Regions from separate parts of the Homo sapiens genome. Here region 1 is linked to region 2. A link is an interaction called in ENCODE POLR2A ChIA-PET data of the cell type or tissue named here. Cell type or tissue: CD4-positive, alpha-beta T cell. All regions are shown on one strand. Links, peaks and the distances in the headings refer to the core of each region. The heading gives the core; the rest is flanking DNA.

Evidence for each region. Peaks named below come from ENCODE experiments on the same cell type or tissue, not always from the same donor. Only the 100,000 strongest peaks of a DNase experiment are listed, where the experiment ranks them.
Region 1: POLR2A ChIA-PET joins it to region 2 with 5 read pairs; 2 of 35 experiments call an interaction of 5 or more read pairs at or near these places.

The regions. Positions count from the first base shown.
Region 1 is chr19:18,062,196-18,064,695 of GRCh38, forward strand. It overlaps IL12RB1 (interleukin 12 receptor subunit beta 1), which reads right to left. Exons shown (of 17, transcript NM_005535.3): 13 at 1,681-1,815; 14 at 1-82. Among named protein-coding and RNA genes, the nearest start is that of IL12RB1, 23 kb to the right of the region's middle. In CD4-positive, alpha-beta T cell, for the core only: no CTCF peak of the experiment used is centred there; a DNase peak (open chromatin) is centred at 1,376.
Region 2 is chr19:17,876,336-17,886,123 of GRCh38, forward strand. It overlaps SLC5A5 (solute carrier family 5 member 5), which reads left to right. Exons shown (of 15, transcript NM_000453.3): 6 at 1,388-1,528; 7 at 1,629-1,758; 8 at 4,530-4,618; 9 at 5,625-5,737; 10 at 5,814-5,884; 11 at 7,346-7,432; 12 at 7,515-7,711. Among named protein-coding and RNA genes, the nearest start is that of SLC5A5, 9.3 kb to the left of the region's middle. RefSeq lists an enhancer at 1,507-2,006. In CD4-positive, alpha-beta T cell, for the core only: no CTCF peak of the experiment used is centred there; no DNase peak of the experiment used is centred there.

The DNA of each region.
Region 1 (2,500 bases), core at 1-2,500, 180 kb after region 2:
TAGCCAAGGACGCCCACGAGAAGGATGCTCAGGAAGCTCCCCAGGGAGGCGAAGAAGATGAGCCAATCAGAAACCTGCACTTCTGAGGTGGGAGAGCGTGGGTTGGCAGAGGGCTACCTCCTGCCTCTTCCTCAGGGAAGGAGCTAGGAGGGCCTGGTTTCTCCATGAACTTGCTGCTGATCCTGGTGCACATGCCACGGGCTTCTCACTGGGAGACCACAGAACCCACCTGCCCGGTAGCTGTCAAGAAATAAAGGCCTGGCATGCAGGAAGTGTTCAAGACTCTGTAATTCCAGGCCGGGCACAGTGACTCATGACTGTTATCCCAGCACTTTGGGAGGCCAACGTGGGCTGATCACCTGAGGTCAGGAGTTCGAGACCAGCCTGACCAATATGATGAAACCTGTCTCTACTAAAAACACAAAAATTAGCTGGGCGTGGTGGTGTGCGCCGGTAATCCCAGCTACTTGGGAGGGTGAGACAGAAGAATCGCTTGAACTCGGGAGGCGGAGGTTGCAGTGAGCCGAGATCGCATCATTGCATTCCAGCCTCGGCAATAAGAGGGAAAATCTGTCTCAAAAAGATAAAAAAAGACTCTGTAATTCCAGGAGCCTGCACATAGGGCACATGTGGCTGCCCCTGGACCCAGGCCTGCCTGCCCCCCACCAACCCTGACTCTTTTGTTCTCTGGGTTCCAGTTGGTTCTCTTGGAACTGAAAGGACACCGTGGCATGAACAGGGATCATTTGATCTCTGAATCTCTTATAACCATGCACCCGACAACAGAGCCTGTGTTGTTCTCTTCCTCCTCCTCCTCCTCCTCCTCCCTCTTCTTCTATTCCTCTTCCTCTTCTTCTTCTTTCTTCTCCTTCTTCTTCTTCTATTTTTTTTTTTTTTTTTTTTTTTTTTTTTTTTTTTGAGACAGGGTCTTGCTCCGTCGCCCAGGCCAGAGTGCAGTGGTGCAGTCACGGCTCACTGCAACCTTGAACTCCTGGTCTCAAGCCATCCTCCCACCTCAGCCTCCTGAGCAGCTGAGACTACAGGTGTGCACCACCACACCCCACTATTTTAAAAATATTTTTTGTAGAGATGAGGTCTCACCATGTTGCCCAGGCTGGTCTTGAACTCCTCGGCTCAAGCAATCCTCCAGCCTCAGCCTCCCAAAGTGCTGGGATTACAGGTGTGAGCCACCACACCGGGTTTTGCCTGTGTCCTCCTTATTTTTGCATTCATTTATTTGTCGCTCAATGAACAGATTCCTGCATCTTCCTCCTCCCCAAGAGCCCCCAGATACCTTGACACATCTACCCCAACCCCGCAGTGTCAGACCAGGGAGAAGGGACAGTTGTAAACAAGGGCATGGCCAGAAGGAGGCAGAGAAGTCTTGCTGGAGGAGGGAACTTTTGAGCTGAGTTTTGAAGGACGAATAGGAGTTGGACCGTGTGGAAAACAAACATTCCAGGCAGGAGGCAGGGAAGGGCCTGCATGGGCAAGGCTCCTGGAGTGTGAGAGGAAGCTGCGAGAGAAGGCAATGGGAGCAGTTTGAGCTGCTACTTTCTCCTGAGGGCAGTAGGGAGCCATAGAGGGAGTGAGAGTGAGGGCAGGGCTGCTAAGATCATTGTGGGAAGCGCAGTGCAGTGCATGCTGGGTAAATAACTGGGTCCTACCCCCTCCACTCACCGATGCTGAAGCGCTGGGGCTGGCTCCAGACACCCCTCAGCCACGCTGTGTCTGCTCGCACCTGCACCGTGTAGGCTACACCAGCCCGCAGGCCACTGAGGGTAACTTGGGTCTCTGTGGGCTGCACGGGATGCTCTGCAGTGGGAGAGGCAACCCTGAGTCCTGGGACCTCTTTACTCCTCAGAGGCCAGGCTGGGCTACCACAGCCTGTGGGTGGGGTGGGGATTCATAGGCATTTTGCTAAAATCTCTACTCTTTCTTTCTTTTTTTTTTTTTTTTTTTGAGACGGAGTCTTGCTCTGTCGCCCAGGCTGGAGTGTAGTGGCGCCATCTCGGCTCACTGCAAGCTCTGCCTCCTGGGTTCACACCATTCTCCTGCCTCAGCCTCCCGAGTAGCTGAGACTACAGGCGCCCGCCACCACGCCCAGCTAATTTTTTGTATTTGTAGTAGAGACGGGGTTTCACTGTGTTAGCCAGGATGGTCTCGATCTCCTGACCTCGTGATCTGCCCACCTCGGCCTCCCAAAGTGCTGGGATTACAGGTGTGAGCCACCAAGCCCAACCTAAAATCTCTTCTCTTAATGCGCCCATTCATCTCAAGATTTTTTTTTTTTTTGAGATGGAGTCTCACTCTGTTGCCCAGGCTGGAGTGCAGTGGCACAATCTCAGCTCACTGCAACCTCCACCTCCCAGGTTCAAGCGATTCTTGTGCCTCAGCCTCCTGAGTAGCCGGGATTACAGGCGCCCACCACCATAGCCAGCTAATTTTTTGTATTTTTAATACACATGAGGTTTCACCATGTTGGCCAGGCTGGTCTTGA
Region 2 (9,788 bases), core at 3,528-6,027:
AGGATTGCTTGAGCCCGGTAGGTGGAGGCTGCAGCAAGCTGAGATCACACTACTGCACTCCAGCCTGGATGACAGAGCTAGACCCTGTCTCAAAAAAAAAAAAAAAAAGAGGCTGGGTGCAGTGGTTCATGCCTGTAATCCCAGCACTTTGGGAGGCCAAGGCGGGGGGATCACCTGAGGTCAGGAATTTGAGACCAGCATGACCGACATCGAGAAACCCCATCTCTACTAAAAAATACAAAATTAGGCTGGGCGCGGTGGCTCACGCCTGTAATCCCAGCACTTTGGGAGGCCAAGGATGGCAGATCATGAGGTCAAGAGATTGAGACCATCCTGGCCAACTTGATGAAAGTCCGTCTTTACTAAAAATACAAAAATTAGCTGGGCATGCTGGCAGGCGCCTGTAATCCCAGCTACTCAGGAGGCTGAGGCAGGAGAATTGCTTGAACCCAGGAGGCAGAGGTTGCAGTGAGCCGAGATGGCATCACTGCACTCCCGCCTGGTGACAGAGAGAGACTCCGTCCCCCCCCTAAAAAAAAAAAAAATTAGCAGGGCGTGGTGGCGCATGCCTGTAATTCCAGCTACTCGGGGAGGCTGAGGCAGGAGAATCGCTTGAACCCAGGAGGCGGAGGCTGCGGTGAGCCGAGATCACACCATTGCACTCCAGCCTGGGCAACAAGAGCGAAACTCCATCTTTAAAAAAAAAAAAAGAGGATGGGGCTGGGCTCCCTTTGTGCCGTGGGATGGTAGAAATCAGCCAATGCCTCCTGCTCCAGGAGGCCCTCGCTGCTCTCTTCTCCTCCCCTCAGACCAGATTGGGGGCTAAAGCCTCTCTGAACTCTCAGCTGGGCAAAGAAAGGTTTTTAAGTGCGTGGATAGATGATTCAGTAAACAAATACGTGAATTTTCAATCTGGCAAATGCCTATGCATATGTCAAACCCACTCCATTTATTATTTATTTATTTTTAATTTAATTAATTTTTTTTTTTTTGAGATGGAGTCTCGCTCTGTCACCCAGGCTGGAGTGCAATGGCACGATCTCAGCTCACTGCAACCTCCGCCTCCTGGGTTGAAGTGATTCTCCTGCCTCAGCCTCCCAAGTAGCTGGGATTAGAGGCACCCGCCATTATTCCCAGCTAATTTTTGTATTTTTATAGAGATGGGGTTTCACCATGTTGGCCAGGCTGGCCTTGAACTGTGACCTCAGGTGATCCATCCGCCTTGGCCTCCCAAAGTGCTGGGATTACAGGCATGAGCCACTGCGCCTGGCCAACAAAACCCACTCCAAATGTCCCCTATAAGGTCCAGAAGCGCTGTCTGGGGCCCTTGGGAGGGTGAAGTCAGCGTGACATCTCCACGTGGCTAACTTGCCCTGTCCCCACCCAGCTTTAACCCTGACCCGAGGAGCCGCTATACATTCTGGACTTTTGTGGTGGGTGGCACGTTGGTGTGGCTCTCCATGTATGGCGTGAACCAGGCGCAGGTGCAGCGCTACGTGGCTTGCCGCACAGAGAAGCAGGCCAAGCTGTGAGTGTTTCGGGGAGCAAGGTCGGGGTTTCTGGGACATGCTGCCCCCCTCCACCAGCCTGAGGCTATCCCCTAAGCCTGAGGCTGCCTCTTCCCCCAGGGCCCTGCTCATCAACCAGGTCGGCCTGTTCCTGATCGTGTCCAGCGCTGCCTGCTGTGGCATCGTCATGTTTGTGTTCTACACTGACTGCGACCCTCTCCTCCTGGGGCGCATCTCTGCCCCAGACCAGGTGAGTCCCACCCAGGCTCCTGGTTGGCTCTGCACTCCCTCACTAGCTTGGTGGGATTGAGGTCGAAGAGCATTCCTAGCAGAGGGAATGGCCTGTGCAAAGGCCAAGAAGTAGGAAAGAGCTGAGAGGAGGCCAGGTGCGGCGGCTCATGCCTGTATCCCAGCACTTTGGGAGGCTGAGGCGGGTGGATCACCTGAGGTCAGGAGTTTGAGACCAGTCTGGCTAACATGGTGAAACCCTGTCTCTACTAAAAATATAAAAATTAGCTGGACGTGGTGGCACGCACCTGTAGTCCCGGCTACTCAGGAGGCTGAGGCAGGAGAATCTCTTGAACCCGGGAGGCGGAGGTTGCGATGAAGGGAGATCGCACCACTACACTCCACCTTGGATGACAGAGTGAGACTCTGTCTCAAAAAAATAAAATAAAATAAAATAAAGAGTTCAGAGGAGGATCTGCAAGGAATGGGAAAGGTGAGTCTGGGAGGCAATGGACCGCCCTCAGTAGGTGTGAGCAGACAAGGGCCACATTCAGATCTAGAGTTCCAGAGAGTTCCAAAGATCCCCTGGGAGATGCTCAGGAGGAGATGAAACCATGACCCAGGCCGGGCATGTTGGCTCACGCCTGTAATCCCAGCACTTTTGGAGGCCGAGACAGGCAGATCACTTGAGGTTAGAAGTTCGAAACCAACCTGGCCAACATGGTGAAACCCCCCTCCACTAAAAATACAAAAATTACCTAGGCCTGGTGATGCATGCCTGTAATCCCAGCTACTCGGGAGGCTGAGGCAGGAGAATAGCTTGAACCCGGGAGGTGGAGGTTGCAGTGAGCAGAGATCGCGCCATTGCACTCCAGCCTGGGTGACAGAGAGAGACTCCATCTCAAAAAAAAAAAAAACAAAAAAAAAAAACCAAAACAAGGCTGGGCGCGGTGGCTTACGCCTATAATCTCAGCACTTTTGGAGGCTGAGGCAGGGGTATCACCTGAGGTCATGAGTTGAAGACCATCCTGACCAACATGGAAAAACCCCGTCCCTACTGAAAAATACAAAATTAGCCGGGTGTGGTGGTGCATGCCTGTAATCCCAGCTACTCGGGAGGCTGAGGCAGGAGAATAGCTTAAACCTGGGAGGCGGAGGTTGCGGTGAGCTGAGATGGCGCCATTGCACTCCAGCCTGGGCAACAAGAGAGAAACTCCGTCTCAAACAAAAATAAAAACAAAACAAAACAAACCCACAAAAACAAAAACAAAAACTGTAATCCAGCGGGAACTAATCATGTTGGTGATAATAATAATGACAGCTCTGGTCTCCCATGTCCCAAGCGTCCACTCTGTGCCTCATGCTGTTCCCTTCACCAGCAGTTAGTTCTCCATCTAATCTTTCTTCTGAGAAAGGCAGGGCAGTCACGGCTCCAACTTTACAGATGAGGAAATTGAGGCTCGGGGGGAAGTCACTGCCTGAGGTCAATGGGCAAGTCGGGGGGCGGTGCCAGGACCCATGCCTAGGTCACACCCCAAGTAGAGTTCTGACCATGGGGTTCAGAGTTAGCAGAGGGTACGGGGGACCACCCCATCTGCAGTCCTCCCTGGAGGTCAGATCCGGGACTGCTGGACTGTGTAACTTCAGGGAGGGACTGTACTCTCTGCCTCACAGTCTTCATCAATAAAATGAGGATGACACGGGTCCCTGCTTCACAGGGATCCCAGGGCTCAGAACACAGTGGGGCTCAGGGACAATTCTCAGGTTCATGCAGTTGATCAACAAATGCACATTATAGCCTGAGGAACATAGGGAGACCCCATCTTTACACAATTTTTTTTTTTTTGAGCCAGAGTCTCACTCTGTTGCCCAGGCTGGAGTGCAGTGGCGCAACCTCAGCTCACTGCAACCTCTGGCTCCCAGGATCAAGCCATTCTCTTGCCTCAGCCCCCGAGTAGCTGGGATGACAGGCATGCGCCACCATGCCCAGCTAATTTTTTTGTATTTTTTGTAGGGGTGGGGTTTTGCCATGTTGGCCAGGCTGGTCTCAAACTCCTGACCTCAGGTGATCCACCTGCCTCAGCCTCTGAATGTGCTGGGATTACAGGCATGAGCCACTGTGCCCGGCCTTTCTTTCTTTTCTTTCTTTTTTTTTTTTTTTGAGACAGAGTTTGGCTCTGTTGTGCAGGCTGGAGTGCAACGGCGCGATCTCCGCTCGCTGCAACCTCTACCTCTCAGATTCAGGCAATTCCTCTGCCTCAGCCTCCCAAGTAGCTGGGACTCCAGGTGCCAACCACCACACCCAGCTAATTTATGTATTTTGGGTAGAGATGAGGTTTCACCATGTTGGCCAGGCTGGTCTTGAACTTCTGAGCTCAAGTGATCCACCCGCCTCGGCCTCCCGAAGTGTTGGGATTACACGCGTGAGTCACCCTGCCCGGCCAGACCCCTATCTTTACACAAAAATTTAAAAAAATTAGCCAGGCATGGTGGCGCACACCTGTGGTCTCAGCTACTGGGGGACTGAAGCAGGAAGATCGCTTGAGCCCAGGAGTTCTAGGCTGCAGTGAGCCACATTCATGGGACTGCACTCCCGCCTGGGCAACAGAGCAAGATCTTTTCTCAAAACAAAACAAAACAAAACAAAACCACAGACAAAAACTAAATGCATATTAAATGCCGACTCTGAGCCCTGTCCGTCTTGGGTGCTGGGGACGTGCAGCATCAGGACAGATAGATGCCCCGGTCCTCGGGGTGCAGCTGTCTGGGAGGCTGACCCCCAGTTCTCCCCAGTACATGCCTCTGCTGGTGCTGGACATCTTCGAAGATCTGCCTGGAGTCCCCGGGCTTTTCCTGGCCTGTGCTTACAGTGGCACCCTCAGGTGAGCACCCCTGCTTGTTCATGGAGCATTATTTCAGCCCCTGGGAGCCTCCTTATCCTGGCCTGCCATCCCTCTGGGGCATGGAATGTTCTGGACCTGTCCATCAGTCCCAGTTCCTGCTTGATCCCTAGAAGACAGCTCAGGTAGGCGCTGGCAGAGAGCATGCCCTGGGCACAGGGACCCCAACTGCAAGGGTTTACCTTCTTATCACCTGTCAGGGCCACGCCTGACTCTCCTCTCTTCTTCTTCCTTCTTTCCTTCCTTCCTCCCCAGACAAATATTTGTTGAACATCTACTATGTGGCAGGTACTGTTTTTTTTTGTTTTTTTTCCGGATGGAGTCTTGCTCTGTCACCCAGGCTGGAGTGCAGTGGTGCCATCTCGGCTCACTGCAACCTCCACCTCCTGGGTTCAAGCAATTCTCCTGCCTCAGCCTCCCAAGTAGCTGGGATTACAGGTCCACGCCACCACAGCCGGCTAATTTTTGTATTTTTAGTAGAGACGGGGTTTCGCCATGTTGGCCAGGCTGGTCTTGAACTCCTGACCTCAGGTGATCTGCATGCTTTGGCCTCGCAAAGTGCTGAGATTGCAGGCATGAGCCAACGTGCTCAGCCCAGGTACTGTTGTTCTAAACCCTGGGGCACAGCCATGACCAAGCAGTCCCCTGCTTCTGCCTTCCAAGGCCACACACTCAGGTGGTTTCCACTCTTCCGGGACTTCTGGTCACATGCCCTCACTGTCCCTTTTGCAAATCTCCCACATGTGACTGCAGTCCCTCTGGAACCAGAACCCACCTGTCTGTCCCACCTGCCCTTGGTCACAGGTGTCCTTGCTCCTGTAGGGATGTCTCAGGTCTTCGGGGAGGGGAGGGGCAAATATCTCCTTCACCTTTGCAGGACTGGGTTACCCCCACCGTTGCCCTCAGGCTGGGTGAGGTCTGGCAGGCCAGATGGTGTGGACGGTCTCTCCATATGGCCTGAGGACCCCCCGCTGCCTTCCTCACACAGCACAGCATCCACCAGCATCAATGCTATGGCTGCAGTCACTGTAGAAGACCTCATCAAACCTCGGCTGCGGAGCCTGGCACCCAGGAAACTCGTGATTATCTCCAAGGGGCTCTGTGAGTTTCAGGGAGACCTGGGTGGGAGGCCAGGGCAGTCCCTCCCCGTTGACCGTGCCATCCTCATCCACTACAGCACTCATCTACGGATCGGCCTGTCTCACCGTGGCAGCCCTGTCCTCACTGCTCGGAGGAGGTGTCCTTCAGGTGAGACCCCACCTGCCCCCTGCCCTGGTCTCCTGAGAGGTGGGGGCACCTTTCCCTCTTTCCCATTAAACTGAGGCTCAGAGAGGTCACATGTGTCAGTGGCAGAACTCACTTCTATGTTTTTTTTTTTTTTGAGATGGGGTCTCACTGTGTTGTCCCAGGTTGGTGAGCAGAGGCCCGATCATAGCTCACTGCAACCTCCAGCTCCTGGGTTCAAGCCATCCTTCCACCTCAATCTCCCAAGTAGCTGGAGTTACAGGTGTGTGCCACCATGCCTGGCTAATTTTTTTCTTTTTTCTTTTTTTTTTTTTTTTGAGGTGGAGTGTCACTCTGTTGCCCAGGCTGGAGTGCAGTGGCATGATCTCAGCTCGCTGCAACCTCCACCCCCTGGGTTCAAGGAATTCTGCCTCAGCCTCCAGAGTAGCTGGGATTACAGGTGCATGCCACCATGCCCGTCTAATATTTTTGTATTTTTTTTTCTTGAGACGGAGTCTCGCTCTGTTGCCCAGGCTGGAGTGCAGTGGCACCATCTTGGCTCACTGCAAGCTCAGCCTCCTGGGTTCACGCCATTCTCCTGCCTCAGCCTCCCGAGTAGCTGGGACTACAAGCGCCCGCCACCACGCCTGACTAATTTTTTGTATTTTTAGTAGAGATGGGGTTTCACCGTGTTAGCCAGGATGGTCTCGATCTCCTGACCTCGTGATCCGCCCTCCTCGGCCTCCCAAAGTGCTGGGATTACAGGCGTGAGCCACCGCGCCCAGCTTATATTTTTGTATTTTTATTAGAGATGGGACTTCACCATGTTGGCCAGTCTGGTCTCGAACTCCTGACCTCAAGTGATCCACCCGCCTCTGCCTCCCAAAGTGTTGGGATTACAGGTGTGAGCCACCACGCCTGGCCTGGCTAATTTTAAAACTTGTTTTTAGAGACAGGGTCTCGCTTCGTGCCTAGGCTTGTCTTGAACTCCTGGCCTCAAGCAACCACCCGCCTCAGCCTTCCAAGTCGCTGAGATTAAGAACTAAGTTCTATTTGATGCCAGAGGCCATCAGGGGACTTTTTTGCAGCTGGCTGGCTTGGGGTGGGGGAATTGGGAAGGGGGAGGTGGCGACAGAAAGGGCCTCCCTATGGAGGTTGCAGTGAGCCAAGATCGCGCCACTGCACTCCAACCTGGACAGCAAAGTGAGACTCTGTCTAAAAAAAAAAAAGAAGAAGAAAGGGTCTCCCTGGCTTGAGGGTGGGACTGCCACCCCCAAGAGATAATCAGTGTCTTTGCCTCCAACCCAAGGGAGATAGGCAGGAACAAGGGGGGGGGGTCCTCTCCCCTTTAGGGAAACTGAGACACAGAGGAGTCCTTGAGACCCACATTGGAGTTCCTGAGGTCTCGCTTTCCCAGCGGGTAAACTGAGGCCCAGAGCGGTGGGAGGGCTCCGCCCTCAGCCCCACTTCCACCTACTCTCCCAGGGCTCCTTCACCGTCATGGGAGTCATCAGCGGCCCCCTGCTGGGAGCCTTCATCTTGGGAATGTTCCTGCCGGCCTGCAACACACCGGTGAGTGGGGGCGGGGCAAGGGGCGGGGAGGGGCGGGGCCGGACAGGCCCCTCCCCTTCCCTGACGCCGGCTCTGCCCCCAGGGCGTCCTCGCGGGACTAGGCGCGGGCTTGGCGCTGTCGCTGTGGGTGGCCTTGGGCGCCACGCTGTACCCACCCAGCGAGCAGACCATGAGGGTCCTGCCATCGTCGGCTGCCCGCTGCGTGGCTCTCTCAGTCAACGCCTCTGGCCTCCTGGACCCGGCTCTCCTCCCTGCTAACGACTCCAGCAGGGCCCCCAGGTGAGCAGACTTGAGGGTAGGGGGGTACCCGAGCCCTGGATGGTGTGATCTTGAAGGGAAACTTACTTGCCCTGCACTCTGTGTAAGAAGCCTGATTAGTAAAATGCATTCCTGGGGGAGGGAACGGTAGGTGCAAAGGCCCTGAGGCCACAATCGGGTTAGTCCCAGTCCAACTGCACTGAGGTTAGGGTGCATTTAATGGGAGGAGAGATGGGTGGGAGATATGGTGCAGCCAGAGGAAGCTAGTACTTTTTTTGTTTTGTTTTTCTGAGACAGAGCCTCGCTCTGTGGTCCAGGCTGGAATGCAGGGGTGCAATCTCAGCTTACTGCAGCTTCAACCTCTCAGGCTCAAGCAATCCTCCCAGCTTGAGGGAGGCCCAGAATTTGGTTTGGTTCTATTTTTTATTGAGATAAATTAGCCATTTAAAAGTGGCATTTAGGCCAGGCAGGCACAGTGGCTCACACCTGTAATCCCAGCACTTTGGGAGGCTGAGGCAGGTGGATCACCTGAGGTCAGGAGTTCAAGACCAGCTTGATCAACATGGGGAAACCCCCGTCTCTACTAAAAATACAAAACTTAGCCAAGCGTGGTGGCAGGTGCCTGTAATCCCAGCTACTCGGGAGGCTGAGACAGGAGAATCGCTTGAACCCAGGAGGTGGAGGTTGCAGTGAGCTGAGATCGCACCACTGTATTCCAGCCTGGGCAACAAAAATGAAACTCCAACTCAAATAAATAAATTAAAGTGGCATTTAGTATATTTGTGCAACCATCACCACTATCTAAGTCAAGAACGTTTCCTCTTTTTTTTTTCTAATTTTGTATTTTTAGTACAGATGGGGTTTCACCATGTTGGCCAGGCTGATCTTGAACTCCTGACCTCAGGTGATCCGCCCACCTCAGCCTCCCAAAATGCTGGGATTACAGGTGTGAGCCACTGTGCCTGGCCCCAAAAACATTTTCTATTTTTTTTTTTTTTTGGAGCAGGGTCTTGCTCTGTTGCCCAGGCTGGAGTCCAGTGGCACGATCATAGCTCACTGCTGCCTCAACCTCCTGGGCTCAAGGAATCTTCCTACCTCAGCCCCCCTAGTTGCTGGGACCACAGGTGCACACCATCATGTCCTGCTTGTTTTTATTTTTATTTTTTGTAGAGACAGGGTCTGGCTATGTTGCCCAGGCTGGTCTGGAATTCCTGGGCTCAAGCGATCTGCCCACCTCAGCCTTGCAAAGTGCCAGGATGACAGGTGTGGGCACCCAGCCAACCAAGAACATTTTCTGTTTTGTTTATTTATTTATTTATTTATTTTGGTTTTTTGGGTGGGTTTTTTTGCTTTTTGTTTATTTGATTTTTTGGAGACAGGGTCTCACTCTAACACCCAGGCTGGAGTGCAATGGCACAATCACAGCTCACTGCACCATTGACCTCCAGACTCCGATGATCCTCCTGCCTCAGCCTCCCAAGTAGCTGGGACTATAGGCATGTATCACCATGCTGGGCTAAATTTTTTGTATTTTTTATAGAGACGAGTTTTTGCCATGTTGCCCAGGCTGGTCTCAAAGTATTGGGCTCAAGTGATCTGCCTGCCTCTGACTCCCAAAGTGCTGGGATTACAGGTGTGAGGCACTGTTCCTGGTCATAAGAACATTTTTATCACCCCAGAAAGAAGCCCTGTCCCCATCAGCAGTCACTTCCCACTTCCCCCTCTCCCCAGCTCCTGGCAAGCACGAATCCACTTTCTGTTTCTATGAATTTGCCTGTTCTGGGCATTTCATGTAAATGGAATCATAAAATATGTGATCTTTTGTGTCTTAGCATAATACATATATATTTTTTGAGACGGGGTTTCACTTTGTCGCCCAGGCTGGAGTGCAGTGGCGTGATCCCAGCTCACTGCAACCTCTGCCTCCCAGGTTCAAGCAATTCTCCTGTCTCGGCCTCCTGAGTAGCTGGGGTCACAGGCATATGCCACCACGCTTGGGTAATTTTTGTATTTTTAGTAAAGATGGGGTTTCACCATATTGATCAGGCTGGTCTTGAACTCCTGACCTCAGGAGATCCACACATCTTGGCCTTTCAAA